Linked DNA regions of Homo sapiens: regions 2, 3 and 4 are each linked to region 1. The links are chromatin loops, found by intact Hi-C in ENCODE. Cell type or tissue: PC-9. All regions are shown on one strand. Links, peaks and the distances in the headings refer to the core of each region. The heading gives the core; the rest is flanking DNA.

The links. Peaks named below come from ENCODE experiments on the same cell type or tissue, not always from the same donor. Only the 100,000 strongest peaks of a DNase experiment are listed, where the experiment ranks them.
Region 2: it touches region 1 in a loop (7-fold over the local background); 3 of 110 quality-filtered maps call a loop at or near these places.
Region 3: it touches region 1 in a loop (9-fold over the local background); 3 of 110 quality-filtered maps call a loop at or near these places.
Region 4: a loop joins it to region 1, with 9 times the contacts of the local background. A loop is called at or near these places in 2 of 110 quality-filtered maps.

What each region holds. Positions count from the first base shown.
Region 1 is chr6:19,534,709-19,542,630 of GRCh38, reverse strand. No RefSeq gene overlaps it. Among named protein-coding and RNA genes, the nearest start is that of LNC-LBCS, 270 kb to the left of the region's middle. In PC-9, for the core only: no CTCF peak of the experiment used is centred there; DNase peaks (open chromatin) are centred at 4,310 and 5,620.
Region 2 is chr6:19,472,964-19,480,885 of GRCh38, reverse strand. No RefSeq gene overlaps it. Among named protein-coding and RNA genes, the nearest start is that of LNC-LBCS, 330 kb to the left of the region's middle. In PC-9, for the core only: no CTCF peak of the experiment used is centred there; DNase peaks (open chromatin) are centred at 1,655 and 3,115; H3K27ac peaks cover 1,123 bases.
Region 3 is chr6:19,411,940-19,419,861 of GRCh38, reverse strand. No RefSeq gene overlaps it. Among named protein-coding and RNA genes, the nearest start is that of LNC-LBCS, 390 kb to the left of the region's middle. In PC-9, for the core only: no CTCF peak of the experiment used is centred there; DNase peaks (open chromatin) are centred at 1,981 and 4,041; H3K4me3 peaks cover 830 bases; H3K27ac peaks cover 4,180 bases.
Region 4 is chr6:19,800,835-19,808,756 of GRCh38, reverse strand. LNC-LBCS (lncRNA bladder and prostate cancer suppressor, hnRNPK interacting) reads left to right here and starts at 3,998. Exons shown (of 4, transcript NR_134651.1): 1 at 3,998-4,082; 2 at 6,601-6,670. It overlaps LOC105374963 (a long non-coding RNA gene), which reads right to left and starts at 835. Exons shown (of 5, transcript XR_007059488.1): 1 at 772-835. RefSeq lists a silencer at 4,030-4,079. In PC-9, for the core only: no CTCF peak of the experiment used is centred there; a DNase peak (open chromatin) is centred at 3,946; H3K4me3 peaks cover 1,884 bases.

The DNA of each region.
Region 1 (7,922 bases), core at 1,991-6,990:
AAAGGGTTGGGATGAGTCAGGGAGAGCTAGGATGGGGGCAGTCTCTAAAGCTGTCTTCAAGGAACAGAAAGAGGAGTGGGGAAAGGATTTAGGATTTATGGGGTCAGCTAGGTTTCCTTTTGTGAGTTTATATAATGGTTTTGTTAGGATGGCAAAACCAGGTATCTAAAGGTGAAAGTATCCAACTATGCCCAGGAAGAAAAGGACTTGTTGTTTTGTAGAAGGGGTTGGGGTTTGAGAGATTAGTCGGACATGATCGGCAGGGAGAGCACGTGTGTTTTTATGAGAATTATGCCGAGATAGGTAACAGATGAGGAAGAAATTTGGTCTTGACTGAAGTAATGGGGGCTGTCTGTGAAGCTTTGCGGCAGTACAGCCCAGGTAATTTGCTGAGCCTGATGGGTGTCAGGGTCAGTCCAAGTGAAAGCGAAGAGAGGCTGGGATGAAGGGTGCAAAGGAATAGTAAAGAAAGCATGTTTGAGATCCAGAACAGAATAATGGATTGTGGAGGGAGGTATTGAGGATAGGAGAGTATATGGCTTTGGCACCATGGAGTGGATAGGCAAAACAATTTGGTTGATAAGGCATAGATCCTGAACTAACTTGTAAGGCTTGTCTGGTTTTAGGACAGGTAAAATGGGGGAATGATAAGGAGAGTTTATAGGCTTTAAAAGGCCATGCTGTAGCAGGCGAGTGATAACAGGCTTTAATCCTTTCAAAGCATGCTGTGGGATGGATATTGGCATTGAGTGGGGTAAGGGTGATTAGGTTTTAATGAGATGGTAAGGGGTGCATGATCGGTCACCAAGGAGGGAGTAGAGGTATCTTATACTTGTGGGTTAAGGTAGGGGAATACAAGAGGAGGACGCAAAGGAGGCTTTGGATTGGGAAGAAGGGCGGCAATGAGATGTAGCTGTAGTCCAGGGATAGTCAGGGAAGCAGATAGTTTAGTTAAAGTGTCTCAGCCTAATAAGGGAACTGGGCAGGTGGGGATAACTAAAACTAGTGCTTAAAAGGTATTATCTAAGTTGGCACCAGAGTTGGGGAGTTTTAAGAGGTTTAGAAGCCTGGCCGTCAATACCCACAACAGTTATGGAGGCAAGGGAAACCGGCCCTTGAAAAGAAGGTAATGTGGAGTGGGTAGCCTCCGTATTGATTAAGAAGGGGACGGCCTTACCTTCCACTGTGAGAGTTACTTAAAGCTCGGCGTCTGTGATGGTCTGTGGGGCTTCCGAGGCAATCAGGTAGCATCAGTCTTCAGCCACTAAGCCGAGAAGATCTGGGAAGGAGTCAGTCAGAGAGCCTTGGGCCAGAGTTCCAGGGGCTCTGGGAGTGGCTGCCAGGTGAGTTGAACAGTCTGATTTCCAGTGGGGTCCTGCACAGATGGGACACGGCTTAGGAGGAATCCTGGGCTGCGGGCATTCCTTGGGGTGGTGGCCAGATTTCTGGCACTTGTAGCAAGCTCCTGGGGGAGGATGTTCTGGAGGAACACCTGGCCACTGTGGTTTAGGCGTTTGGAAGTTCTTGTGTGCTGGACATGTGGCTGGGGTTTGTCTCACAGTGGAGGCAAGGAATTGCAACTCAGAAATATGTTGCTACTTGGCTGCCTCTGCTCTATTATTGTACACCTTGAAGGCAAGGTTAATTAGGTCCTGTTGTGGGGTTTGAGGGCCGGAATTTAATTTTTGGAGTTTTATTTAATGTCGGGAGCAGATTGGGTAATAAAATGTATTTTGAGAATAAGACGGCCTTTTGACCTTTTAGGGTCTAGGGCTGTAAAGTGTCTCAGGGTTGCTGCCAAACGAGTCATGAACTGGGCTGGGTTTTTATATTTGATGAAAAAGAGCCTAAACACTATCTGCTTTGGGATAAAGAAAAAGGAGCATTAACCTTGATTAAGCCTTTAGCTCCAGCTACCTTTTTAAGAGTAAATTGCTGGGCAGGTGGGGGAGGGCTAGTCACAGAATGAAACTGTAAGCTGGACCGGATGTGAGGAAGGGAGGTGATAAAAGGATTATAGGGTGGAGGAGCGGTGGCTGAGGAAGAATTGGGACCTAGCTAGGCCTGGTGAGGAGGAGAGAGGTCAGATGGGTCTGTAGAAAAGGAAGATTAGAAAGACTCAGCGACGCTTGGGGTTGGGACTGGGGGGACAGGTGGGAGGGAAAGAAGGAAGATTTGGGACGAGTTGCATTGGGAACAGAGACTAGGGAGGGACCGTTGTGTAAAAGAATGCCTGGACGTCAGGCACCTTAGACCGTTCGCTTATTTTACGACAAGAATTATTTAGATCTTGTAGGATGGAAAAATTGAAAGTGCTGTTTTCCGGCTATTTGGAACTACTGTCGAGTTTGTATTGAGGTCAGGTGGCATTGCAGAAGAAAATAAGATGCTTAGATTTTAGGTCAGGTGAGAGTTGAAGAGGTTTTAAGTTCTTAAGAACACAGGCTAAGGGATAAGAAGGAGGAATGGAAGGTGGAAGCTTGCCCATAGTGAAGGAGGCAAGCCCAGAGAAAAGAGAGTAAAGACACGGAGAAGGGGTGGGGGGTTCTTGCCTTCCAGAAAAGCAGAGAAGGGGTCAGGGTGCAGAAATAAGGGGTTGGGGTGCAGAGATAAGAGGTTGGGGCATGGAAATAAGGGATCGGGGTGCAGAGATAAGAGGTCAGGGTGCGGAAATTTGGGATCGGGGCACAGAGATAAGAGGTCGGGGTTCCTGCCCTTCCCCCAGAAAAGCGGGACTTGCCGCTAAGGGTAAAGGACCAAGGCAGGCATCCCTGCGTGGTCTGACACCTCTGAAACCTGGGTGAATAATCAGAGAGGCGTCCCTGCAATGATTAAACACCAAGGGAAGGCTGCCTTCCTTAGTCCGTGACTGGTGCCGGAGTTTTGGGTCCATGGATAAAACGTGTCTCCTTTGTCTCTACCAGAAAATGAAAGTAATTGAAATTAAGAGAAGGGAGAGATTGAAGTGTGGCGCCAAGATTGAAAGGAGAAAGAGGTTGAGGGATAGTGAGGGAGGTTGGAGAAGAGAGTAAAAAGAGGCCGCTTACCGGATTTGAAATTGGTGAGATGTTTCTTGGGCTGGTCGGTCTGAGGACCTGAGGTCGTAGGTGGATCTTTCTTACGGAGCAAAGAGCAGGAGGACAGGGGATTGATCTCCTAAGGGTGATTCAGAAAATGCTTTTTATAGAGGCATAAACACCTAATTTGGACATTTTCAGGACACACAGCCAATGGGATAAAGTTGGATGGCATGGAAGAGACAGTACAGCAAAAAGTAATGGGTTAAGACAAAAAGTCACATGCGGGGAGAATGAGAGAGGACAGAAACGACTAGGGAACAAATAAAGGCAGAGAAAAGAAGGGATAACTAGAGTAATGTAATAAAGGAAGTCGGATTTCTAATACAACTTAATCTATGGCTACAACTACAAAGCTAGGGATATGGTACATGCAAAAATGAGCACAGAATTTTTTTTCTTAATGCACTAAGGGGGACTAAAGAAACATTTACAAAATATTTATTGGGGTTGCCCCAGCAGCGTACAGACAACCACTTTTGGCTGGGTCCTTCCCTGCCCAGACCTACTCCCCTTGGGGCGATGGAAGGAGGAGGCACTGCAGCAGCCTAGTTCTCTGTCCTTACAGTTGTTCATCTGCTTCCAGAAAATGGTGCCTGAGATGAGCAAGGTCAGCAGACAAGAAGTGAGGTCAATGTCAGGTTTCCATGCCAGCAGCGGGAACTCTGGATACAGTGGAGAGTCACAGCTGGTCAAACCCTGAACCGCTTGCTCCTTGAAATGGCCAGAGAGGCCCATCCCAGAGCCATCTCATCATCTCTCCTCAGACAGGTGAACCTCTTCTGGTGGCGACGGGGTGGGGAAGAACAGAGATCAAAGCAAAACCAAACAAAATGAAAGCATAATTGTTACATATTTTTTTTCTCTTTTTACACACATGCATTATAATTTATTATTAACTACTCTGAGTTCTTTCCTTACATTTCCCAAATTAAGGATCGGCTTTGCTGGCAGAGATCTTTTCCCCAAATAAAACTGGGCACTTTCTTAAGAGTTCCAAGTTCAAGGTTAATGTTACGGTGTGTAGCTTGGCCTTTTTGAATGCTTGATGGAGAAAGCTAATCAGTGGATCTGTTGTCTCTAGGAAACCGAGAAGGAAAACAATCAGCTCTGTTCTCTCTGGGCCGAGGGAGTGAGCTGTAATGAGGGAGCACAGGAACGCATTGGGCGCCCTCAGACCTGAACACACAGGTTAGCACCACCTGCCTGGCTGACCTGGCTCACAGGTGCGCGGTTGCCAGGTAACGCTTGGTATCTCAGGGTGCCTTCAGAAGCCCAGCAGTTGGCTTGGGGAGGTGTGGCACGGCCTGGGGCGATGGTGGGGGCAGGGCAGATGGAGTCACTATCAGGGCAGCTGGCAGCACCACTACTCCTCACCTCTGTAGCAAGTGGAAACAAGCCGGCTCGCCCTGAAGGGCCAATCTTCTTCCTCAGCTGCCTGTGTTGTGAAACGGCTCTCTGATTAGAAATGAGCTTACAGATGCAGAAGGGAGAAAATAAAACCCTTGCTGTGCGTTATATAAAGCCCCCCTCTCTCTCTCCCTCACACACACATATACGTGTGTTTTACATAAATATAAATATAAAACACACATCTGTCCTTTGTAAAGTTATATTCTAAAAATTCCTCTCAAACTTGGGCAACTTTATAGAGCATGTTATCACATATGTGAAGGGCAAAATGATGTTTGGGAAGAGCGGCTGACTGGTTGAAAACACCTGGGTTCTAGCCCTAAATTTGCAAGTTTCTTGATTCTCCAGTGTTACTGGGGAGTCACTCCATCATTTTAGATTCACATGAAATCAGCCCAAATCCCTATGTGTCCTGAAAAACCCAGAATTCCCCTCAGTCTCTTTATGAGCTCTTGAGGGCTTGATTCCCTTGCCCTCTCTCTGGCCCCCACTTCCTTCTTGCACAGATGTAATTAATTTCCATCCTTAGTTATTGCATGTCCATTGCATATGTTCTTCACACAGAGTCTGCCTTTTCCTAAACTCTGGCAAATTCATAAATCTGGAACACCTTGTTCCCAAATAATGCCAGATGTATAAGAACTCCTCCCTTAAGCTAATGCTGGTTTCTCTTTTGGTGGTAGTTGTTGTTCCTGGTCAAGTTGTGTACTCTTTTGGATCTTTCTTTCATTCTACTTGATCAAGAAAGCTTTATGTGAGTGGATAGGCACAGTGTCACTGTGTAGAGCAGAATAGGTCATACATTGTGGTGGTCCTGGACTGCAATTAATTTGCAAAGATAGGCTCAATGTGTAAGAGTCAGTGTTTTTAGAGCTGGCCTCAGTAGGTTCGTTAGGTCCACAGAAGGGTGAATATTGGAAACCAGCTGCCCTCTCCGATCCATGGCCTGTCATTACAGCTGAGTCATTCCTGTGCAGAGTACTACTTTTTCACCCTAGGATATGCATAGGTTCCTCAATCTGTCTTGGGTGAGGAAAAGATGAGTTATCTAATAAAGTTATGGGAAAGCTAAGAGCTTGAGGTTAAGCAGAGGCAGCCAAGCTGTTTTCTTCCCACCTGGAATCAGGCAGGCTAACGGGGAAATCACGCAGGCCAACCTTCCTAGCCCAAGGGCTATCATTCTGCTTTATATGTTTGAGTCATTGTGAGAAGAGAAAGATTTATAGGTGTTCTTTCAACACTTATTCAACAAATATTTATTGAACACCTACTCTTTTCTGAGCTCTGCAGTGTGTTCAGCAACCAGGGCTGCAAACAAGTCGTTCTTCCTTACTATCCTTGAACACTGCTCTTTTTAACTGCCTCTAGATCTAAGTATCAATCCATGTATTGATTGAATGCGTACATGTGTAAAGGCTCTTACAGGCTGACATTGTCAATATTTGCAAAGTCTAAGACTTGCAGACTTGGAGGCAGCTTATTTTCTGTGGGTATGTGCTTTCACGTATCTTAGAGCGCAGCCCAATTTGAGTTTATATTATACATTTTTTTTTTTGAGACAGAGTTTCACTCTTGTTACCCAAGCTGGAGTGCAATGGTGCAATCTCGGCTCACTGCAACCTCCGCCTCTCGGGTTCAAACGATTTTCCTGCCTCAGCCTCCCGAGTAGCTGGGATTACAGGCACGCACCACCACGCCCAGCTTATTTTTTGTAGTTTTAGTAGAAACAGGGTTTCACTGTGTTAGCCAGGCTGATCTTGAACTCCTGACCTCAGGTGATCTGCCCGCCTCCGCCTCCCAAAGTGCTGGGATTACAGGCGTGAGCCACCGTGCCTGGCCACAATTTTTTTTTTTAAAGTTAAAACCAAACAAGCAGAAAACCTAACTCTCACACAGACTGAGCCCAAGACTGGGGAAAGGATGCTTTAAGGTATTTTTCAGAAGCCAAGACTGGGGAAAGGATGCTTTAAGGTACTTTTCAGAAGCCAAGTCAATGTGCTGCTGCATTGTGGTACTATAGAGTCTCAGTGTTGAATATGTATTTGAATTTTTTTTTTTTTTAAGTTGGAGTTTCGCTCTTGTTGCCCAGGCTGGAGTGCAATGGTGTGATCTTGGCTCACTGCAATCTCTGCCTCCCGGGTTCAGACAGTTCTGCCTCAGCCTCTCAAGTAGCTGGGATTACAGGCACCTGCCACCATGCCCAGCTAATTTTTTGTATTTTTAGTAGAGATAGGGTTTCTCCATGTTGGCCAGGCTGGTCTTGAACTCCTGACCTCAGGTGATCTGCCTGCCTCGGCCTCCCAAAGTGCTGGGATTACAGTGAAAATAAGTTTTTTTAAAGAAAAATGTAAATACTTGTAGAGTGAAGTTAATGGTTCAGTAGATGAAATTTTTCCTATTTGATCATAACTAACTCCAGGGTCTATAATATAGAGAGAGATGCCTAGTTCATTAATGAAATGCCATATTTGGCATGGAATGAGAAAATATGGCTCTCGGTACTAGTCATCACCACTGATGTTATATCTCTAACGTGTGAATGAGGAAAATAGAACCTTTGTAAAGCCTTTGGCACCCATCCAGAGGTTCATTCAGTGCCAGAGACAAGGGCTTGGGAACAGAGCTCCTCTTTCTGATCATGCCAGCTCTCTTCAGGAGCACTGAAGTGGTACCACATGTCTTCAAGTGCAGCTCAGAGAGCTTGGTGGGTTTTCAGACAGAATTTTGCCATGCTGATTCTAGAACAGTGTTATCCAACCTTTCAAAACTCAAAACTCCTATAATGCTTTCTCATTCTGTCTTCTAGAGAAGCCAAGCCAGCCAGAAATGTGTTGTTCAGCTGTGGATGCTGTTACAAAGGCACCAGGAATATTAAATATGTTTTATCAAACTGCTTATGACCCCCTACACAAACCTTTCAGAAACTCTTATGAGATGTTTCCCTTCACTGGGGGGAGTCATAGTCCTGTGTGCCATGGACATTCCCAGTTTACTCTTGTTCTGATGTAAATATTACTGTTGTATGTTCCTTGCACTCTCACATGTGGCTCAGTTTGAATGGCAAGGTATATGGTCGCCTTATCTTTACCCTGGATCCTTCTCTCCCAACAGTTGAGAATAACTCATCCAGGGTTGTTGAATGGTGGAGGATCTTCCAAAATCAGCAGCTAGGAGGTCGAGAACCCTTCATGCCATACTAAGAAGTTTCATGCTAGGCAAAGAAGAGTGACAAGGTATTTCAACAGGTGAATGATGTGAGTAAATATTTGCTTCAAAAAAGTGTATTGTAAAAAACCATGTGAGAAGAAATGGGAACACTAGCAATGACCTTTGAAGAATTATACCTTTGTATCTGGGAAGTCTTGAGCTCAAATGAGAGAGAACTCTTACTGTGAGTGAATTGCAATTAGAGTCCTATCACCTCTACTTAAA
Region 2 (7,922 bases), core at 1,091-6,090, 61 kb after region 1:
CATGGAAAATATATATATACATTTTATTACACAAACATTAGAGTAGGTATTTACTCATAAATTATTTCTAAAATAGCTGATTCAGATAAACTTTTAGCCAAACCTTTTGCTACATCTTTAAGCCAAGTGCTCGCAGTAAATAGTAGCTTCAGAGGTTGTCTGAACCTTCAGGGACAGAGGGTATCGAGACATAGGCTGCAATCACCAAACATGGGGTACTAGCCCTTTTAAAAACGAAGACATTGAGATGACTGGGAGCAATGTAGGGTGTTATTCAAATTAGTTTATTTTGGTTGCTTTCTCTCTCAGATCCATTTTTTTTTGCCAGTATATACTGACTGCCTTTCATTCGACAAGAACCATGCTGGTCACTTATCTGCTGTGGAAATGTGAAAACATCAAAGTATTTGTTCCTGAGCCATACTAGGGATAAATAAAGTAATGACACTAATAAATAAAATGCTGCTTAGGGTTCAGATCTGCTGTGGTAAGGCACATGGAACCGTGGGCCCAGCCATCTGATACTCACTTATTTTGGTGTTTTGTTTTCTACATATTTCAAGAAACAGAAAAATGCATTATATTAATACATTCATGTCCTCCACAGTTCTGAAGGGCCACAGTGGTGTCATAAAATTAAGTATTCCTTTAAAAGAATAGTAAAATAACATCTGGCTAATAGACATGGTTGGCTTCAGCCTTCCACTGTTTGTAAATAGTGTATGATCTTTGCGATATGAGATAAATTCATTTTTAAAATATTAACTTCAGAAGGAAATTGTCACATGTGTTCCTTTGTTCTCATTATGTTAACGTTTATGGAGAATTTGGCCCCGTATTCACGTGGAAAATAAATAAAAAGAAATACAGATTAACTATTAAATGAGATTAAGCCTTCTGAATTGTGAGCTTCTCATATTTTTCCTTTGATTTTTATTTGTTTGAGTTTTGTTTAATTTTTAGTGGAGGTTGTTGTTTATTTTAGAAAAAAACAGCTATTGTTTCCCATTCTTTAAAATTTCAAAAGGCCAATAGCAAATTATAGTTTATCAGATGAAATAACATGGGGATATTTGACAAAAATCAGTGGATCTGATGACCTTTGATGAAGCCTGCAACTCTGAGATAATATAGAAAAAAATGTCTCTGGGAATAAACTCAGTAGACTGGAATTCAGAGAAATAGTGCTTAGTATTTAAGCAGATATACTTCTTTTTTTTTTTTCTTAAAGGATGTTGACAATATAGAAAGTATTTGCAAAAACAGGTACTTTTTAGGGTGAAATGATAAATTAAGGGTTTCAGAAATTCATCATCCTACATTTTCCCTGGAATCAACAGACAGAAATGGTCTATTTTCTTTCATTAAAATTGATTTGATTTTAATTTTGACAGTCATTGGATGTTATCTATCATCTATACTTTTGACAGTGAAGCAAGATAATGAGTCCTCTGAATAGGAGTTTTCTATGATTGGGGTAGTTGTCATTACTAGAAGGTTTTGTGTGAATAATAGATGCCAAACCTGGCTTGACTCCTCATTTCCAGTCCTTTTTACTTCTTTTGTATCAAATTGTTAATAACTAGCTTCATCTTTTGTCACCAAAAAAGAATGGCTTTTTTGTTTGCCCACAGAACTGTATTACTCAGTGCTGAGCAATGAGTTATCACAAGATGATAATCCAACCCTCTGGAAACAGGTCTGTGAATCCACAGGCACTTCCACAAATAACAGACTGCAGGCTTTTGAGCAGACACTTTTATACCCCTTTTGAAAGCTGTTTATTAAATCTGGAAAGAAACTGCTTGACTGAAAGAGAAAGCTACACCAAATAGGACTACTTCCCTGACTATAGAAACATTTTCTTCTTCCTCAGGGGGAAAAGTCCATAAGAAATTTGAGTAACTTTAATGCATTTTAGACAATCTATGCATATATGTGTTGTTTCCCCACCCCCAAGTCTTCTTTAGTATTAATAAAAGGATTTAAGGAGCAATGGTCTAGGATGTTTTTAAAAAACAGAACTAATTAATGACAGATACTTTGTATTCCAGTTCAATGTTCCCATAAGGAAATTACTTACAAGAAAAATCACATTTACTGGAGAATCATTTTTCAAGTTTTCTTCGTCACTTGGAGTGTCTACAGTATGTACCTGTATCAGTCAGGGAACCACTGTGAGCCACGGGACCAGGGGTTTATTACAGGAATGAGAGCTTTTCCAGTGTAGAAGGAGCTGGGGGAGTGGGGGAAGGCAGGAGTGGGGGCATCAGAAGAGTCAGTGGTCAGGAAGTCTGAGGTGGATGGGAAGGGGAGGCCATGCAGGGCCTTGGGGAGCGTGCCTCTGTGTGGCAGCTGCTTCTGTGAGTTTGCTGCCAAACATTTGCTGGCGGGCCCCAGGCTGCCGTTGGTCAACAGTGTCCACTGGGACAGAGGAACTGGACACAGAATAGAGAAGAGTGAAGATGAGCTGGGAACACCAGCATCTACTTCTCACCACTTCATTCAGAGTGTACTGGCCGCTGCCTCACTTCTGCTCCATATCCTCTTTGGAGTCTACTTGAAACTAGAATTATACAGGGAAGGGGATTCAAGTCTATGTGGTGTTATCTTCCTCAAGTTGACCCACCACAAACTCCAGCAGAACTTAACTGAGACAACGGAGACATCCTATAGAAAAGGGTTATTTCTACTCTGTATTAGTAACTCCTCCCTGCAAAAAATGCCTTGGAAAGATTTGTCTTGGGAAGAAATAATGGTAAGTAAGGTTTTAGATATTTTCAACAGTCTTTAAATAGCTTCTTAACAGAAACCGTGTAGCTCACAATATTATACATATTTACTTTTTTGACAAATGGTACTCAAAGTATTAAAGGAGCCACGGGAAGATCTTCCACTTCAACCTCTAAAGGTTCTCAATTGACAAAAGGCATATTAATAGGAGCAAAGGCATAGAAATTTACTTGGTCATAGTTTTACATGCCATGAGTGCCTTCAAAATGAATACCCAAAGGTACAGAGGAAACTGTCCATTTATATGCTTAGGTTCAATAAAGTATGAACTGCCATGTAGAACTGTGATTGGACAACAAGGGTGTCATCTAATACCAATAGACTGAGTGGGAAAATGCAGCAAGTCCTGTCTGTCTAGATTCTTCTTGGCCTCTCTAAGCAGCATTCCTTCCTTCTGGGTATGGGGCATAACCCTCTCTAGAATGAGAGTCTTATGACCTACAGTCAAATAAGGTAAGTCAGATTAATTTATTTACCGTCAGTTTTTACACAGAAAGATAAAGGAAAAGTTAGAACAACATTTTTAGGTTATGTGGCCGGCTTTGGGAAAAAGGGGTTCTAGATTCTATGACCTGACTTGGGGAAGAGGGATTCTAGTTTCTATTGCTAGCCTCAGGGGAGAATGAGAGGTCAGAGACAGGAGGGCAGGAGGTCAGAGAGAGCTGCTTCTGCAGCCTTCATTTTGGGGCATTGCTCTCCAAGGCCATCCAGTATCAAAAACTGTAGTGAAGTAAATACTTTAGCACAGCGGTCCCCAGCCCCTGGTCCACAGACCAGTACCAGTTTTGTAGCCTGTTAGGAACCAGGCTGCATAGCAGGAGGTGAGTGGCAGGCAAGTGAGCAAAACTTCATCTGTATTTACAGTCACTCCCCATCACTCTCATTACTGCCTGAGCTCCACCTTCTGTCAGATCAGCAGTGGCATTAGATTCTCATAGGAGCATAAACCTTATTTTGAACTGTGCACAGGAGGGATCGATGTTGTGCACTCCTTATGAGAATCTAATGCCTGATGATCTGTCACTGTCTCCCATCACCCCCAGATGAGACTTTCTAGTTGCAGCAACACAAGCTCAGGGATCCCAAGGTTTCTACATTATGGTGAGTTGTATAATTATTTCATTATATTTTACAATGTAATAATAATAGAACTAAAGTGCAAAATAAATGTAATGCACTTGGATCATCCTGAAACCATTCCTCCTCTATACCCCCTCTGATAGGTTTGGCTGTGTCCTCACTCAAATCTCAACTTGAATTGTATCTCCCAGAATTCCCACATGTTGTGAAAGGACCCAGGGGGAGGTAATTGAATCATGGGGGCCAGTTTTTCCCATGCTATTCTTGTGATAGTGAGTAAGTCTCACGAGATCTGATGGGTTTATCAGGGGTTTCTGCTTTTGCATTTTCCTCACTTTTTCTCTTGCTGCTGCCATGTAAGAAGTGCCTTTCAACTCCTGCTATGATTCTGAGGTCTTCCCAGCCACGTGGAACTGTAAGTCCAATTAAACCCCTTTCTCTCTCTCTCTCTCTCTTTTTTTTTTTTTTTTTTTTTTAAGATGGAGTCTTGCTCTGTCACCCAGGCTGGAGTGCAGTGGTGCAATCCTGGCTCACTGCAAGCTCCGCCTCCCAGGTTCACACCATTCTCCTGCCTCAGCCTCCTGAGTAGCTGAGACTACAGGCACCAGGCCTGGCTAATTTTTTGTATTTTTTAGTAGAGATGGGGTTTCACTGTGTTATCCAGGATGGTCTCGATCTCCTGACCTCATGATTCGCCCACCCCGACCTCCCAAAGTGCTGAAATTACGGACGTGAGCCACCGTGCCCAGCCAATTAAACCTTTTTTTCTTCCCAGTTTTGGGTATATCTTTATCAGTAGTGTGAAAATGGACAAATACAGTAAATTGGTACTAATACAGTGGGGTGTTGCTGAAAAGATACCTGAAAATGTGGAAGTAGCTTTGGAACTGGGTATCAAGCAGAGGTTGGTACAGTTTGAAGGGCTCAGAAGAAGACAGGAAAATGTGGGAGAGCTTGAAACTTCCTAGAGACTTGTTGAATGGCTTTGACAAAAATGCTGATAGTGATACTAAGAATAAGGTCCAGGCTGAGGTGGTCCCAGATGGAGATGAGGAATTGGTTGGGAACTGGAGCAACGGTGATTCTTGTTATGTTTTAGCAAAGAGACTGGCTGCATTTTGCCCCTTCCCTAGAGATTTGTGGAACTTTGAACTTGAGAGAGATGATTTAGGGTATCTGGTGGAAGAAATTTCTAAGCAGCAAAGCATTCAAAAGGTGACTTGGGCGCTGTTAAAAGCATTCCATTTTAAAAGGGAAACAGAACATAAAAGTTCAGAAAATTTGCAGTCTGACAATTCAGTAGAAAAGAAAAACCCATTTTTTTGAGGAGAAATTTAAGCTGGCTGCAGAAATTTGCATAAGTAACAAGGATCCTAATGTTAATCCTCAAGACAATGGGGAAAATGTCTCCAGGGCATGTCATAGGTCTCATGGCAGCCTCTCCCATCACAGACCTGGAAGTCTAGGAGGAAAAAATGGTTTCATGGGCTGGGCCCAGGGTCCTCATGCTGTGCGCAGCCTAGGGACTTGGTGCCCTGCATCCCAGCTACTCTAGCCATTGCTAAAAGGGGCCAAGGAACAGCTTGGCCCATGGTTTCAGAGGGTGCAAGCCTCAAATCTTGGCAACTTCCACATGGTATTGAGCCTTCAGGTATGCAGAAATCAAGAATTGAGGTTTGGGAACTTCCACCTAGATTTCAGAAGATGTATGGAAACACCAGGATGCCCAGGCAAAAGTGTGCTGCAGGGGCTGGGCCCTCATGGAGAACCTCTGCTAGGGCAGTGCAGAAGGGAAATGTGGGTCCACAGCCCCCACACAGAGTCCCTAATGGGACAGCACCTAATGGAAGCCATGAGAAGAGGGCCACCGTCCTACAGACCCCAGAATGGGAGATCCACTGATGGCTTGCACAGTGCACCTGGAAAAGCCACAGACACTCAATGCCAGCCCGTGGAAGAAACCGGGAGGGAGGCTGTACCCTGCAAAGCCACAGAGGTGGAGCCGCTCAAGACCATGGGAACCCACCTTCTTGCATCGGCGTGACCTGGATGTGAGACCTGGAGTCAAAGGAGATCATTTTGGAGCATTACAATTTGACTGCCCTGCTGGATTTGGGACTTGCATGGGCCCTTTAACCCCTTCGTTTTGGCCAATTTCTCCCATTTGGAGTGGCTGTATTTAGCCAATACCTGGACCCTCACTGTGTTTAGGAAGTAACTAACTTGCTTTTGATTTTACAGGCTCATAGGCAAAAGGGACTTGGCTTGTCTCAGATGAGACTTTGGACTGTGGACTTTTGGGTTCATGCTGAAATGAGTTAAGACTTTGGGGGACTGTTGGGAAGGCATGATTGGTTTTGAAATGTGAGGACATGAGATCTGGAGGGGCCAGAGGCATAATGATATGATTTGGCTGTGTCTCCACCAAAATCTCAATTTGAATTATATCTCCCAGAATTCCCATGTGTTGTGGGAGGACCCGGGGGAGGTAATTGAATCATGGGGGCCAGTTTTTCCCATGCTATTCTCATGATAGTGAATTAGTCTCACGAGATCTGATGGTTTTATCAGGAGTTTCTGCTTTTGCATCTTCCTCATTTTTTTTTCTCATGTCATGTAAGAAGTGCCTTTCACCTCCTGCCATGATTCTGAGGCCTCCTCAGTCATGTGGAACTGTAAGTCCAATTAATAAACCTCTTTTTCTTCCCAGTTTCAGTTATCTCTTTATCAGCAGTGTGAAAATAGGCTAACACACCCATCCACCCTGGTTCATAGAATTGTCTTTCACAAAACCAATCTCTGTGCCAAAAAGGTTGAGGACTGCTGCTTTAGGGTCAAATTTCATGTGAATGGTTCTGAGAAGCCTGTATTATATATCCAGGAACATGTCTTCCTGCTTAGGATTAGTTTCCTACCATGACCTATCATACGAAGAAACATGATTTCTCACGGGTGGGCATGTCTCGTTCATACTACCATTTTCACGAGCCACCAGTTTTTGAATGATGAGTGAAGAAGATATTTAGGCAATCTGTGAACTCGAAACTTTTTCTAAGTCCTAACTTATTGAATAAGAAAACAAGGAAGAAGTGCTAGTTGACTGTATTTTTCATCTATATTAAACTACTTTTACAATGTAAGTATGTGTATTAGTCTGCTTTCATACTGCTATAAAGAACTGCTGGAGTGTGGGTAATTTATAAAGGAAGGAGGTTTAATTGACTCACAGTTCAGCATGGCTGGGGAGGCCTCAGGAAACTTATAATCATGGCAGAAGGCGAAGGGGAAGCAAGGTACCTTCTTCACAAGGCGTCAGGAAGGAGAAGTGCCCAGCAAATGGAGAAGAGTCCCTTATAAAACCATCAGATCTCGTGAGAGTTCACTATGATGAGAACAGCATGGGGGAAACTACCCCCATGATTCAATTATCTCCACCTGGTCTCTCCCTTGACTCATGGGGATTATGGGGATTATGAGAATTACAGTTCAAGATGAGATTTGGGTGGAGATACAAAGCCTAACCATATCAATATGCAAGTAAGTCAAAATTTCCCATATTTTAGGAAAACTAGTTTTTGCGAAAGTATTATGTTATTTCCAAACCATTCCAAGCAATAGGACTTGGCCATATTTGTTTTTCTTGCCAGAGATTGAGCACAGGAATGCCAGCCATCATCACTTGGCTAGACCATGGGTTCCCAAACTTACTCCATTCACAGCATCTTTAATGTCTTAGCTCTTTTTCAAAGTGCATCTAGCTAAAGCAAAACAAAACAAAAACAAAAACACCCTAAACCTAATAGTTCCATTTATTAATTGAGTTTAGGTCCAAGCCTGCTTATTAAGTTGATTTATGTCCAAGAAAAGTCGTGGTAATAATAGCTCATGTGGTATTTGACAAATGTCACTATGTTTTCCTCTAAAATGTAGTCCATCCTGCAGTGCCCATATGAATCACCGCAGCACCAGGGCGCCCTCAGCGCACAGTTTGGGAACTGCAGGGCTGGACTAAAAACAAAGCCTGAATCAAATTGTGTCTATTGTGTCAC
Region 3 (7,922 bases), core at 1,093-6,092, 120 kb after region 1:
TAACAAAAGCAAAAATTGATAAATGGGATCTAATTAAACTAAAAAGCTTCTGCACAGCAAGGGAAACTATCAACAGGATGAACAGACAACATATATAATGGGAGAAAATTTTTGCAGTTTCTAATATCCAGCATCTATAAGGAACTTAAACAAATGTGCAAGAAGAAAAGAACCCCAATGAAAAGTGAGCAAAGGAAATGAACAGACACTTCTTAAAAGAAGACATACATGTGGCCAACATGCATATGAAAAACAGCTTCTATATCACTGATCATTAGAGAGATGCAAATCAAAACCGCAATCAGATACCATCTCACACCAGTCAGAATGGCTATTATTAAAAAGTCAAAAAATAGCAGATGCTAGCAACATTGTGGAGAAAAAGGAATGCTTATACACTGTAGGTGGGAGCGTAAATTAGTTCAATCATTGTGGAAGACAGTGTGGCAATTCCTCAAAAACCTAAAAACAGAAATATCACTCAACTTAGCAATCCCATTACTGGTATATACCCAAATGAATATGAATCCTTCTGTTATAAAGATACATGCCAGCATATGTTCATTGCAGTGCTATTTACAATAGCAAAGACATGGAATCAACATAAATGCCCATCAATGATAGACTGGATAAAGAAAATGTGGTACATATACACCATGAAATACTATGCAGCCATAAAAAGTACAAGATCATGTCCTTGGCAGAAACATGAATGGAGCTAGAGACCATTATTCTTAGCAAACTAACACAGGAACAGAAAACCAAATAACACATGTTCTCACTCATAAGTGGGAGCTAAATGAGAACACATGGACACATAGAGGGGAACAACACACACTGGGGCTGATCAGAGGATGAAGGGTGGGAGGAGAGAGAGGAAAAATAACTGATGGGTACTAGGCTTAATACCTTGGTGACAAAATAACCTGTGCAAGGAACCCCCATGACACAATTTTCCCTATATAACAAACCTGCACAAGTACCCCTAAATTTAAAATAAAATTATGAAAAAAGACATATGAACATATTTTACTGGATTCTTATAATATACCTCTTTGAGATAGGTAGGTTAGATACAATTATCACCATTTAGAAAATGAAGATACAAGCTCAGACATGAGGATTTTTTGTTTAGCCTACTAATCAGGATAAGTTTTAGAAACTGCTCTGGTACCAAGCTAGATATTTTATTTTGAGTTCTAATTTTTTGTTTTGTTTTGTGTTTTTTTTTTCTGCCTTGTGATCATGAAAAAAAGACACATAATTATTTCAGCTTAGGCTAATACAGTAATTGTACATTTTTTTCCAAGAAAGTCTACACCTATTTTAATATCCTGATTGTTCCTTCATATAGTATTCTATCAACCTCCCTCAGATTTCCATTTCAGTTATCTTCTGGGAGAAAGACAGAAAAAGAGACAGAGAGATAGAGAGGCTGGTGAGAGAGAGGGGGAGGGAGACAGAGAGAGACAGAGACAGAGAGACAGTTGGTTTTCATATATTTCTGGAGTATGTTTCTTATGTATGTAAGATAGGCCTATTCACTTGTGCAGGGATGAAGTACTTTATTTAAAATAAAATAAAAAAAAACTTTGCCCATCCTCTTGCATGAGGACAAGCTTTGTGTAATGTCTTAACCACTATAGGTTGCTTATACCTGTGAAATTTGCATATTGGTATAGGTCTTCATTTCCTGTACACTTTAACAAAAATTGGCATAGATTAGTCAGTGCCATTTGGTGTCTTTATTCTACCTTGTTAGAATTAAGCTGGAGGGGGGAGTAAACAGTAATTTGTTGGGGTAGAGTTGTTGGTAGCACTAACATTAATATGAGGCCTTCTCTTTCAGTTCTAATCAAGTCATTTTGGACCTCTTACTTCTGAGAAAACTGCTTCTGTATATGAGTTGAATCATCTTTCTAAGGTCATTCATAGGTCACCTGTTGCTCACAAAGAAGAAATGCACTGTATGAAACAGCTAAGGTGATTCACCTGGGCATATGCTAAGCACAAATCAACAGAGGAAGAGGCCAGATTCCTGTAAGAATTGGGTTTCTAATTTCTTTTCAGTATATAAACATAGGTAGTTATTATATTGTTTCAGACTTTTCTTTACAACAAATTGTCTTCTTGATTTTCAGAGTATTTAAGAATCTTAAAATAGAAGAAAGAAAACTAGAATTTAAATATTTTAATAAACAACCATGTCTAGGTAGGGCACAGTGGCTCATTCCTGTAATCCTAGCACTTTGAGAGGCCAAGATGGGCAGATCACTTGAGGTCAGGAGTTTGAAACCAGCCTGGCCAACAGAGCAAAACCCCATCTTTACTAAAATACAAAAAAATTAGCCAGGCGTGGTGATGCACACATGTAGTCCCAGCTACTCAGGAGGCTGGGGCAGGAAAATCACTTGAACCCAGGAGGTGGAGATTGCAGTGAGCTGAGATCGTGCCACTGCACTCCAGCCTGGGTGACAGAGTGAGACTCTGTATCCAATAAATAAATAAACAAATAAACAAACAAACAACCATCTCTAAAACTTCTTTTTATGATAACAGGTTGTGGCAGATTAAAGACAGGCAGGTGTTCTTAGGAACTCCTTTCATGAAAAGGTGAACCCTATTACTCCTCCTTTGCATTTTGGTAGGCCCTATAACTGCTTAGTGGATAGAATATGATGGCAATGATGTTCTGTCAGTTTTCAAGTCCAGGCCTGAAGACACTGGTAGTTATCCATGGTAGTGGGAATTCTAAGTTGTCCTCCAAAATTTTACCTCATAGAGTGCATGCCTCATTCTGTAGACTTCTCTTGATTTGGGATGAGACCTATGACTATGACATATGTCACTTCAGGAATTATGCTACCTTATATGGCAATGGCCAAGGCATTTCTGGATGTAATTAAGATCTCTAGTAAGTTGGCTTTGAATTAATGAAAGGGACTTTATCTTGATTAGGTTAGAACTAGTCAGGTGGTCCTTTTAAAGAGGGCTAGGTCTTTGCAACAAATAGTGCTGGAACAACTGGATATCCAAAGAATGAAGTTGGACCCCTTCCTCACACCATACACAGAGATAAACACAAAGTGGATTTTAGACCTAAATGCAATGGCTAAAACTATAAAACGCTTAGGAAACATACAGTAAACATCATGAACTTGGGGCAGGCAATAATTTCTTAGATACAACATCAAAAGCAAAGTAGCAAAAGACCAAAAAAGATAAATTGTACTTCACCAAAATTAAAATTGTAATGATTCTAAGGATATAATCTAGAAAGTGAAAAGTCAACCAATTAAATTGGGAAAATATTTGCAAATCATATATCTAGCAAGAAATGTATTCATAATATATTTTTAAAAAACCTGTGGAAACTCAGGAATTGAAATAACAATAACTCAATTTTAAAAATGAATAAAGGATTTGAATAGATATTTTCCCAAAGAAGGTATACAAGTGGCTAATAAGCACATAAAAAGATACCTTCAAATCATTAGTCATTAGGGACATGCACATCAAAACCACAATGAGATACTACACACCCAATAGGATGGTTGTAGTAATAAAAAAAAACAGATAATAACAAGTGTTGAAAAGGTTGAGGAGTAATAGAAATCTTCATACATTGCTGGTGAGAATGGAAAATCGTGTGGCTGCTTTGGAAAGTAGTTTAGCAGTCCCTCAAATTGTTCAACATAGAGTTATCATATAATCTAGCAATTTCACTTCTAGGTATAAAACCAAGTGAAATACAAGCATATGTGCACACAAAAACTTCTGCATGAATGTTTATAGTAGCATTATTCACAATAATCCCCAAATAAAAATAATCTAAATGTCTATCAACATTGATAGATAAATAAAATGTGGTATATCCATAAAAATATTACTCAGCTATAAAAGAGTATAAAGTACAAATACATGATACAACATTATATCTTGAAAACATTTGCTAAGTCACAAAAGACTTAGTGACTCATGATTATGAATCAGTCACTAAGTCTTTTGTGAATGTGAATGATTCCACTAATATAACTAAACAGGAAAAAATTTATAGAGATAAAAACGATTACTGGTTGCCTAGGGCTAGGGGCAGTGGTGGAATTGAAAGTAACTGCTTGGCCAAGTGCGGTGGCTTATGTCTGTAATCCCAGCACTTTGGGAGGCCGAAACAGGCAGATCACCTGAGGTCAGGATATCAAGACCAGCCTGGCCAGTATGGTGAAACCTGGTCTCTACTAAAAATACAAAAATTAGCTAGCTGGACACAGTGGTGTGTGCCTGTAGTCTCAGGTACTCGGGAGGCTGAGGCTGGAGAATCACTTGAATGCAGGAGGCAGAGGTTACAGTGAGTCGGGACCATGCCACTGCACTCCAGACTGGGTGACAGAGCGAGACACCATCTCAAAAAAAAAAAAAAGTAACTTCTAATGGGCACAGGGTTTCTTTCTGGGATGACAAAAGCATCCTAAAGTTAGAAAGCAATGATGGTTGCACAATTCTGCTAAAAACTATTGAATTTCATACCTTAAATGAGCAAGTTATATTTCAATAAAGCTGTCCTTTTATTTATTTATTTATTTATTTTTACTTTTTAGACAGAGTCTCGTTCTGTCACCAGGCTGGAGTGCAGTGGCGTGGTCTCAGCTCACTGCAATCTCCGCCTCCTGGGTTCAAGTGATTCTCCTGCCTCAGCCTCCCAAGTAGCTGGGACTACAAGTGCCCACCAACATGCCTGGCTAATTTTTGTATTTTTAGTAGCGATGGGGTTTCACCATGCTGGCCAGGATGGTCTCGATCTCTTGACCTCGTGATCTGCCCACCTTGGCCTCCCAAAGTGCTGGGATTACAGGCATGAGCCATCGTGGCTGGCCAGCTGTTCTTTTTTTTTTAAACAAAGAGAAAAGCTTATGTCTTTCCTGAGCTCAGAGACATTCCCCTGTTTGTCTCAAAGAAAGCAGTTGCCTTGAGTTCTATAACTGCCAGAAATGAATTCTGCCAACAACCCAAGTGAGCTTGAAAAAGAATCTTAAGACTCCGTTGAGATCGTAACCATGGTTGACACCTTGATCAGGCCTTGTGAGATCCTGAGCAGAAGATCCAGCTAAACCATGCCCAGGCTTTTGACCTACAGAAACTGTGAGATAATAAATGGGCATTGTTTTATGCCACCAAGTTTGTGGTAATTTGTTACATGGTAATGGAAAACTAGTACATTTCTTCTTTTAGTGTCTTGGAACACTTGCTTTTGAAACTCAGCTGCCATGATGTGAGAAGCCCAAGTCACATGGACAAGCTACCTAAGCTCGCAGCTAAGAGCCAGCATCGTCTGCCAGCCATGAGAGTGAGCCACTGTGGCCACTCAGTCCAACTTTGACTGCAGGTGCCTTAGAGACCCCAAGCAAGAACCACTAAGCTGTGCTCAGCTAATTCACAGAAATATGAGAGATAATAAATTTAAGTTTTAGGGTGGTTAGTTATATGACTATAGATAACATGCTTAGATAAAGTAGATAAAATAGATAACATAGATAAAAATGCTTATTTTATTCATTAAAAAGGGTCTTTTAAATTCTCTTAGTCTTATAAGTGAAACACTGCTTTCAGTTTTCTTCATTTTGCTCCTGGAATCCTTCTGACTGTATTGAAGGTTGACAGGTGACTTCTCTTAGGACGAGCTGAAAGACATGGCTAATTTTTGTGCATCTTCAATTAAAAATTAAACACTTAGTAGAGTGAAGTTGTTGTAATTGCTGCTGTATTTAAGAAAAACAATAATAAGGGCCACACTGAGAATGTTACAATTAATTAAAGAATGCATTGTCATTATTACGTAAGTATAGATAGAGATTTGTGTTTAGAAAGAAAAAAAATCCAATGCAGATACATTGAATCCAAATTAAAAATGTATAATAAATATCGTAAAAAGACCACTCATAACCGTGATGTTATATGAAGAAATGGCCATAATAAATAAATTCCTTATGCTGTTATACTTTAGATTGACTAGCATTTCCATACTAAAGAAAACTATTCGGTGGTAACATTTTTGGTGCTTGTACCTACTTGTATTATTCACTGTGGCTAAAGCCAATTTGTTCACAAATATGATAATTATCTAATTCTGGATAGGAAAACTCTTCTTATCTCTGGAATAAAGTTTCTAATTGCAGCAAAAATAATTTTCAAATATTTTTGGGCAAAAAGTCAGTGCATGAGCTTCAAATATACTTTGTTCTGTTAAAATTGGAATCGAGAGTTTGAGAGCTACAGCCTCATAAGGAAGTAATCGCATTAGTCACCCTCCTGGCACTACATGGGTATTAATCTTTTCCTTTCATCAGCCTCTCTGGCTCTTGCACAATTTTACAAGGTCCCCCACAAAGCCCAATTAATATTGTTTCTCTCTTTAAAACTCATGAATGTGCAATTAATAATAAATGATCTTGGGAGAATAAAAGAAGCAAGTTCGGAATTTCTAAATCATCTTGACAGGCAGCTGTATTCCATAGGCTATTTCAAGGAGTAACTACCTACCTGTTATGTCCTTATTATAGCCAAACTGGCTTGAATAGTTATTACCCAGAATAAGTGGTTGTCTTACAAATAAACTTTATGAATATATTTGGGACTTAAAAAATCATCTTGAATGTTTGATAATCTTTTCATTTGATGTGTATTAAAAGTCATTTAATTAAAGGGCCATCTTTGAACATACAAAGGATGTTCTAGCCCCACATCCCTTCACATCACCCTGTTTAATTCTGGTATTTTCTCCATTATTTTCTTTCTTTTTAATGAGTCACTCTTTCTTTTTAGAGCAAAAGTCCTGTGTAAGCAATGACCTTGTTCATCATGGTCCTGTGGACTCTCCGGCACCTATAACAGTGCCTGGCCAACAGTGGAAGCTCAGTAACTGTTACCTGAGGGAGCCACTGTCTAGCTTGCCGTTCAATAATAATAAAAACAATAAAAAATGTTCAGTTGGTCTTCATTAGTGGCAATCTAACATGGTTAACATCAAATGCAAAATCTAACTAGATAGTTCCTCTAGTTGAGGGAATGTATTTGGTTGGCCCCTCTAAGCCACATGAGATTTGGTTAGGATCATTGATTTCCTTTGCTGAAGTCAACTGGTCAGCAGAGTTGCAGCAGATTACAAACCAAAGTTCCAGGTTGACCTATCCATTGAATTCAAATAAAGTACCCCATCAAGACCACAAGCTGGGAGAGTATTCTCAGGTATCAAAATTCGGGCATGTAAAATGTTACTTTCTTTAGTATCTTTAAGACTGAACTCAGTTTCTGTCTTGAACCCAATCTTTTACAACTGTTACTAAATTTTATTCCACTTTGAAGTGGGAATTGGAGGAGGAGGAACCACATATAAAAACTTCCTGTGGCTGGGGGTGATGGCTCACGCCTGTAATCCCAGCACTTTGGGAGGCCAAAGCAGGCGGATCACAAGGTTAGGAGTTCGAAACAAGCCTGACCAACATGGTGAAACCCCGTCTCTACTAAAAATACAAAAATTAGCCGGGCATGGTGGCATGCGCCTATAATCCCAGCTACTCAGGAGGTTGAGACAGGAAAATCGCTTGAACCTGGGAGGAGGAGGTTGCAGTGAGCCGAGATCATGCCACTGTACTCTAGCTTGGGCGAGAGAGCGAGACTGTCTCACAAAACAAAACAAAACAACACCTGTGTGGAAAGTATTATATAAATATAACTTGTGTTTTATAAGAAAGAGCATGGGATTTAGAGGCAGACAGACCTAAGAATCCATTTCAGTTGCAAAACTTTTTAAACTATATGACCTTGAGGAAGTTAATGAACACCTGCAACATTTATTTGTGAAATGAGGACAATATTACTTGCCTCCCATGATTCTGTTAGAGGATTAAATCAGATAACCCTATAAA
Region 4 (7,922 bases), core at 901-5,900, 270 kb before region 1:
TCCACTCCCAGAGATTCTGATTAAATTTCTGTGGGGTGGAGCTCAGGAATTCCCACTGAAAAAAAATAGTAATGCCGATGTGAGGTCAGGGTTGAAAAATGCTTCATTGGACCATGGGAGGGATGGAGGGAAGTTTTTTCCTTTTCTTACATAAATGGATGATTTAATCAGCTGGTGGCAGCCATTACAATTCATGCAAACACAAAATTTTTCTGATTCACCTCTTCACCTGATATTTTCTCATCTTCCCTAGACCAAACCTTCCCCAAAACTCCATGCTTGGACTATTAATATTATTTCCTATGGGTCTCTTCGCTTGTTTTCGTTCTTCCCTCATATTTTCACCTTGCACAACAATGACAAGTGGCTTTTCTTATATCAAAGACTCTATGTGTAAGGTATTTGTCATCTAAATTTCTCAGGTTCGGCTTCCATTCTGAGCTCTGCCATTATCTAATGAGATTGTACTGCTGCTCAGTTTCAACTACACCAAATTAAATTGGGTAACCTCTAAGGTTGTCTTACCCCACCAGTAAATCTTCAATCCCATTTTTTATAGTTTCCCTAAATATTTTTAATTGAAGTCAGACAAAATCTTCTTCACCCCTCAACTTATTTTTTGCTCCTTTCCTTCCAATGCAATTGTTATTTATGCTGTTTCTTCTGCTTTTTCATTCCCTCAGCCAATCATATGCACAATCACGTGGCTCAAGCTCATCTTCTCCACAGGTTTTAGGAACCCAGACCACTTTATATCCATTATATTCTTACTTTATGCTTTCCTTGGTACTCTGTGGTCAAGATTCTCTTTATTCAAAGTGCAGTTCAGGGTTAGCAATATCAACATCACTTGGGGGCTTGTTAAAGATGCAGAATCCCAAGCCTCTTCTGCATTTCATCCAATTGCCAGGTGACTTCATGCACATCAAGATAAACTGGCCTATACCCGTTTATTAGCACTTGCTTTGTTTTCTAGTTTCTCTCTTTCTTTCTTCCTTCCTTCCTTTTCTTTTTCTCTCTCTCTCCCCTTTTTTTTTTTGAGATGGAGTCTTGCTCTGTTGCCCAGGTGGGAGTGCAAGTGGCACCATCTCGGCTCACTGCAACCTCTGCCACCTTCAAGTGATTCCCCTGCCTCAGCCTTCTGAGTAGCTGGGACTACAGGCGTGCATCACCACACCCAGCTAATTTGTTTTTTTTTTTTTTAGTAGAGATGGGGTTTCACCATTGAGAGGTGACAGCGTGCTGGCAGTCCTCACAGCCCTTGCTCGCTCTCGTCGCCTCCTCTGCCTGGGCTCCCACTTTGGCGACACTTGAGGAGCCCTTCAGCCCACTGCTGCACTGTGGGAGCCCCTTTCTGGGCTGGACAAGGCCGGAGACGGCTCCCTCAGCTGGCAGGGAGGTGTGGAGGGAGAGGCGTGGGCGGGAACTGGGGCTGCAGGTGGTGCTTGCGAGCCAGCGCGAGTTCCAGGTGGGCGTGGGCTTGGCAGGCCCCGCACTCAGAGCAGCCCACCAGCGGTGCCGGCCCCGGGCAGTGAGGGGCTTAGCACCTGGGCCAGCAGCTGCTGTGCTCAATTTCTCGGTGGGCCTTAGCTGCCTTCCCACGGGGCAGGGCTTGGGACCTGCAGCCCGCCATGCCTGAGCCTCCCCCGACGTCCGTGGGCTCCTGTGCGGCCTGACCCTCCCTGATGAGCACTGCCCCCTGCTCCATGGTGCCCAGTCCCATCCACCACCCAACGGCTGAGGAGTGTGGGCCCACTGCGCAGGACTGGTAGGCAGCTCCACCTGCGGCCCCAGTGCGGGATCCACTGGGTGAAGCCACCTGGGCTCCTGAATCTGATGGGGACTTGGAGAATCTTTATGTCTAGCTAAGGGATTGTAAATACACCAATCAGCACTCTGTATCTAGCTCGAGGTTTGTAAACACACCAATCAGCACCCTGTGTCTAGCTCAGGGTTTGTGAGTGCATCAATGGACACTCTGTATCTAGCTACTCTGGTGGGGACTTGGAGAACCTTTGTGTGGACACTCTGTATCTAGCATCATCTAGTGGGAATGTGGAGAACCTTTGTGTCTAGCTCAGGGGTTGTAAATGCACCAATCAGCGCAAACAGACCACTCAGCTCTCTGTAAAATGGACTAATTAGCAGGATGTGGGTGGGGCCAGGTAAGAGAATAAAAGCAGGCTGCCCCAGCCAGCAGTAAAAAGCCGTTCGTGTCCGCTTAGGTGCTGTGGAAGCTTTATTCTTTCGCCCTTTGCAATAAGTCTTGCTGCTGCTTACTCTGTGGGTCCCCACTGCCTTTATGAGCTGTGTGCTACTCACCGTGAAGGTCTACAGCTTCACTCTTGAAGCCAGCGAGACCACAAACCCACCAGAAGGAATGAACAACTCCAGACAGGCCGCCTTATGAGCTGTAACACTCACGGGGAAGGTCTGTAGCTTCACTCTTGAGCCAGCGAGACCATGAACCCACCAGAAGGAAGAAACTGAACACATCAGAAGGAACAAACTCCAGACACGCCGCCTTTAAGAACTGTAACACTCACCGCGAGGGTCTGCGGCTTCATTCTTGAGGTAAGTGAGACCAAGAACCCACCAATTCCGGACACCATGTTGGTCAGGCTGGTCTCGAACTCTCCCTCGGCCCCACAGAGTGCTGGGATTCAGGCATGAGCCGCCAGGCCCTTAACTTTTATTCCAAAAAAATTTCAGTTAAAACTTCCAGTACATAGTATTTGCATAGCAGGGACCCTGAAGTGTTTGTTAAATGAATGTCACATATATCACATACTGTGATAGGAATAAAGTCATTCGTTTGAAAGGTTGATAAATACAATGATAGACTGCTAGAACTTCATGAGTCTTAAGAGAATATCTCACCAGATCTCATCTTCCAGATTTAAAAAGGGGGGCACAGACTTCAGCAGGAAGGGCTGATTTAACGACATCTACTATAATGTGAGTCTGGGCCACACTCTGGTTTTCCAGTTTCAGTAATGATGCATCACTACTCTTGAAAAACCACCAGAAACCAACAAGTAAGCACCCAAAAAGATGTTTAGGAATTCAGAAGTACTCCTTTTACTCTAGCCTTAAAATTATTTGCTCTTGCATTGTGGATTACCCATCAACAATGTCCAGTCCTTACCAGGAGTCAGGGAGAGCGTCAAATGCTGGGCATACTGAAATGACCTTAACCCAGTACTTGGCCACCTACAGGACACTGTAATGGAGAGCAAAGCAGGACAGAGGTAATGCAAAACACAAAAACACCAAAAAATTGGAAATCTTTGGAGCCATTTGCCTTCTAGAACCTTAAAGGCGCCCTATAGTCCCACACTATAGAATATTGGAAGAGCAGTCGGCTGTAAGTCTGAATCATGAGTTCCTTACACTTTTTTCTACCCAGTTCAATTTTGGGAACTTCCGAGTCCTGGTCCTTTCATTGTTTGTGATACCCAACACCCAGCACAATGCGGAGAGCACAGTAAGGTGGCAGTGAATTCATCAATACTTTCAAAGTCTATTTTATCTACAAGGACAAGTTTTATTGTATGTTTCCTTTTAAATAAGTGCCACAGTCGCAGTAAGTGAAAACATCCTGACACCACCCCAGCGGCCCCCCCAGCTCGTGGGCCTCCCCGCAGAGCGCGCGCCCGTGGGGGTAACCGGCGGAAAACTAGGGACGCGGGCACAGCCGCAGACTGGGCGTGGGGGGCACCGGAATGGCCGAGCCTGGGACGCTGGGACCTCTGGCCGCCGCGGGGCGACCAGGCGGGCGGAGACGTCTCGCGCCCTCCCGGGCCGCGCGGCTCCAGGCGCATTCCTGCACCCAGCTCCCGCGCGCCGCGCTGCGCTGCCTCCCCCGGACAGCTGATTCATTGGCTCGGCCGCCCAGACTGCCTGGCGCCGGCTGCGTGACGTCACCCATTCACGGAGCCCGCCTCCCCCGCTCCGCTGGCGCCGGCCGGGCGGTCGCCCTGACAACGCAGACGCCAGCCCGCACAATGACTTCCAGCTGGAGCAGCCCAGCCAGCCTGCGCGCTCACTCGCTTGCTTGCGCTGGGCTTCAGGGCGCCCGGGTGAGTTTTTTTCTCTCCCTCTCGTTTTTTTTTTTTTCCCAGGCTCTCGCGGGTTTCCCCTGCCAGGGAATCCACTCGCTGTAGTTTTCTAGGGCTCTGGTCCCAGTCCTTTCTGAAGCGCGCTTGCAGGCTGTCTTCCTCAGTCGCCCTCTCCCTGGGTGCTGTTTTGCTGGGCAGCATCCCATGCTAGGCTCGGCAGACATTCTGGCGGTTGGGTTCGGCCCTTACAGCGCTAACACCTGCAGAGTCGAGGCTCCTGCCAAAAGGCAGAAAGCAAAGGAGGAAAAAATTCATTGTCATAATAGCGAAAATGATAAACCTCAGCTGTTTAAGAGAAGAATGTCTGAGTAGCTGTTGATTATCTCCCATAATCACAAAACAACTTTTTTTTAAAAAGAATTTGCACTGTCTGTTAAAACGCGGTCATTGTTTTGCTTTCAAATCGAACTTCACGACAGTTAGCAACTTCAAGAACGCTTCCAAATGGATAAATCTTTCCAGAAGGTAAAACAAATCTGGGAAGTTGTAGCAGTGTAAATTGGAGAGTGTGTGAGGGTCGTATTTGGAGAGAGAGAGACACACACACAGGAGATTGGTGGTCTTGGGGCAAGGCAAATAGCTCATTCGCCCCCCCACACCTCCAGTTTCCACCCCAGACCTTTAAATCTTGAAGGTGGAGGAAAGGGAGACGTAGCTGTTGATTAGAGTTGGGTGGGAGGTAATTCTTATTCTAAATTTTCATTTTATTTATTTTTTGGTGCCAGATTTCTTGCTTCAAAACAGCTGCATTTTTGGAAGAAAGTCCACAACTGACAACTAAGCAAAACCCTCCTGGTGGATAGCATAAATCTGCTTTGTTGAAGCTGCTCATTTGTCTGATCTATGAGTCCAGAAGATGCAAACTCCCTTCCCAGCTTATGCAAAAATACTTCCAGTAAAAACAAGCCCTTTGGCCCTTTTCTTTTGTCAGTCCAGATTTCAGCATGTTCTTCGCTTTGTTATTCATCATTTTATGTATTTGGACCCATCCTCAAACAGACTTTAAACCGTTTAAAGGCAAGGAGGGACTCTTTCGTAAACCTTTAATCCCCTGGCCCAGCTGAGTAGATGCACAGTGTCTTTTGATGATGGTGATATGGAATGATTAATAACCACACAAGGCATTCGGTTGGTCAAGTCACTGTTTATTGGCTCAAAATAATCCTTGGTTTCTGTATGTCTACAGCTCACTTCCTAAACAGTTAAATCCGGAGAAGTCTAATAGATAATAGTTGGTGATCATAAATATAAATAACCAATACATTAGAATGTGTAGTCAAAATAGGAATACTTGCTTTTCACTTACTTCCCACGGGTCGCTGCTGGTGGTAGTCAACACAAATAAAAATTTGAACTCATTTTGTTATTCATCTAAAATGAGAAACTCGGTGAAACATTGATTTTCTAAAATTGCTGCATATTTAAATGTGATTATAATTGCTTTTTAGCATTTTAAAATTGTAACATCGATACCAAATGCTTAAGAATCTAAAGAATAGTCTATTGGGGCTGGCCTATTTTGTGTAAAATGGTCTGTATCATAATGGATGACTGATTATCCCATCCACATTATTTGGATTCACTTAATACTAGGTTTTAACGTTAGGAGAATAAAACCCTCAAGAAACCTAACATAGATTTGTATATTTAGTTTTCTCCTTCCTTATCATCTTCCACCAGACTTACAGGTGTTCCACCTGCTTGTAGTTTCGGTAATAATACCAGCTGGCGGTGGTTCCTAACTCTAGCTACACTTTAAAATTACCTCGTGCATTTAAAAAAAAAATGCAGTTGTTTAGGTTCTTCCCCTAGATATTTTAATTTACAAGGTTTGGGATGTGGCCTGGGCACCGATTTTTTTAACTTTTTATTTGAATGTAGACTTACAGGAAGTTGCAAAGATAGTACAGAGAGGTCTGATAGAGCCTCCACTGTTGGTTACATCCCGCATAGCTAGAGCACAATAATAAAGCCAGGACATTGACACTGAGATAAAATGTGCCTGTGATTCTGTGTCACCTTATCCCTGAAGACTCTTGTAATCATTACCACAATCAAAATACAAACTATTTCAACACCACGAAGATCTCTCTCATACAGTCCCTTTATGGTCGTCCCTTTCTTTCCCCCACACCATCCCTAACCCTTTGCAACCATCAGTCTGTTCTCCATTTCTATAATTTTGTCGTTTGGGGAATGTTTTATAAATTGGTCCTCACAGCTTGTGACCTTCTAAGATTAGCTCACCATCCCCCCCACCCCCCCACCCCACCCAACTCAGCAGAATGCCCTAGAGATTTATCCAAGTTATTGCAGGTATTTCTAGTTTGTTCCTTTCTGTTACTGAGTTCTACACTATGGGTGTAACACAGTTTGTTTAATCATTCAGCATTCACCTATCATACATTTTGGTTCCTTCTTTTTTTGGGCGGGGGGAGTGCCTATTACAAATAAAACTGTCTTGAAAAATTGCTTGCAGGTTTTTCTGTGGACCTAAATTTTCATTTCTCTGGGATAAATGTCCAGGAGTGTGATTGCTGGGTCATATGGTAAGTATGTGTTTAATTTTTAAAGAAACTGCTGAACTATTTTCCAGAAATGTGGTACTATTTTACATTCCCAGCAGCCATATATGAGAGATCCAGTTTTTCCACATCCTTACCAGTATTTTGTATTGTCACTATTTTTTTACTTTTACTGTTCCGATTAGGTGTGCAGTGATACCTCACTCTGGTCTTAATTTGCATTTTCCTAATGACTAGGGATGTTGATCATTTTCTCATGTCTTTGCCATACACATATCCTCTTCAGTGAAATCCCTCTTCGTGTCATTTTCTTATTTTCTTGATTTGTTCTGTTACTGTTGAGTTTTGAAGGTTCTTTAAATTATAGACATGAGTCCTTTATCAGTTACATCAGCAGTCCTCAACCTTTTTGGCTTCAGGGACAAGTTTCGTGGAAGACAGTTTTTTCCACGGAAGTGGGGGTGGTGGGGGAAATGGTTTCCAGATGGAACTGTTCCACTTAAGATCATCAGACATTAGATTCTCATAAGGAGCATGCAAACTAGATCCCTCGCATTCGCAGTTCACAATAGGGTTCGCTCTCCTGTGAGAATCTGATGCCCTGGCTGATCTGACAGGAGACAGAGCTCAGGTGGTGAGGCTGGCTCAGGAGGTGCTTAACTCCTGCTGTGTTGCCAGCTTCCTAACAGGCCATTGACCTGTACCAGTCTGAGGCCCAGGACTTGGGGACCCCTGAGAGATGTGGTTTGCAAATAGTTTTTCCCAGTGTTTTTGCTGTCTTTTGGATCTTTTGGGCCACATCCGGTGGCTCACGCCTGTAATCCCAGCACTTTGGGAGACTTAGGCGGGTGAATCACCTGAGTCGGGAGTTCGAGACCAGGCTGACCAGCATGGAGAAACTCCGTCTCTACTAAAAATACAAAAATTAGCCGGGCCTGATGGCGCATGCCTGTAATCCCAGCTACTCGGGAGGCTGAGGCAGGAGAGTTGCTTGAATCTGGGAGGCGGAGGTTGCAGTGAGCCAAGATCGCGCAGTTGTACTCCAGCCTGGACAACAAGAGCAAAACTCCATCTCCCCAAAAAAAAAAAAAAAAAAAAAAAAAAAAGGATCTTTTGGAGAGAAAAAGTTTTTAATTTTAATAAAATCCAAGTTTTTAATTTTTTTTCTTTAACTTTTAGGTTTGGAGTACATGTGCTAGTTTGTTATATAAGAAATAATGCATCATGGGGAGTTGGCATATAGATTATTTCATCACTAGGTAATAAGCACAGTACC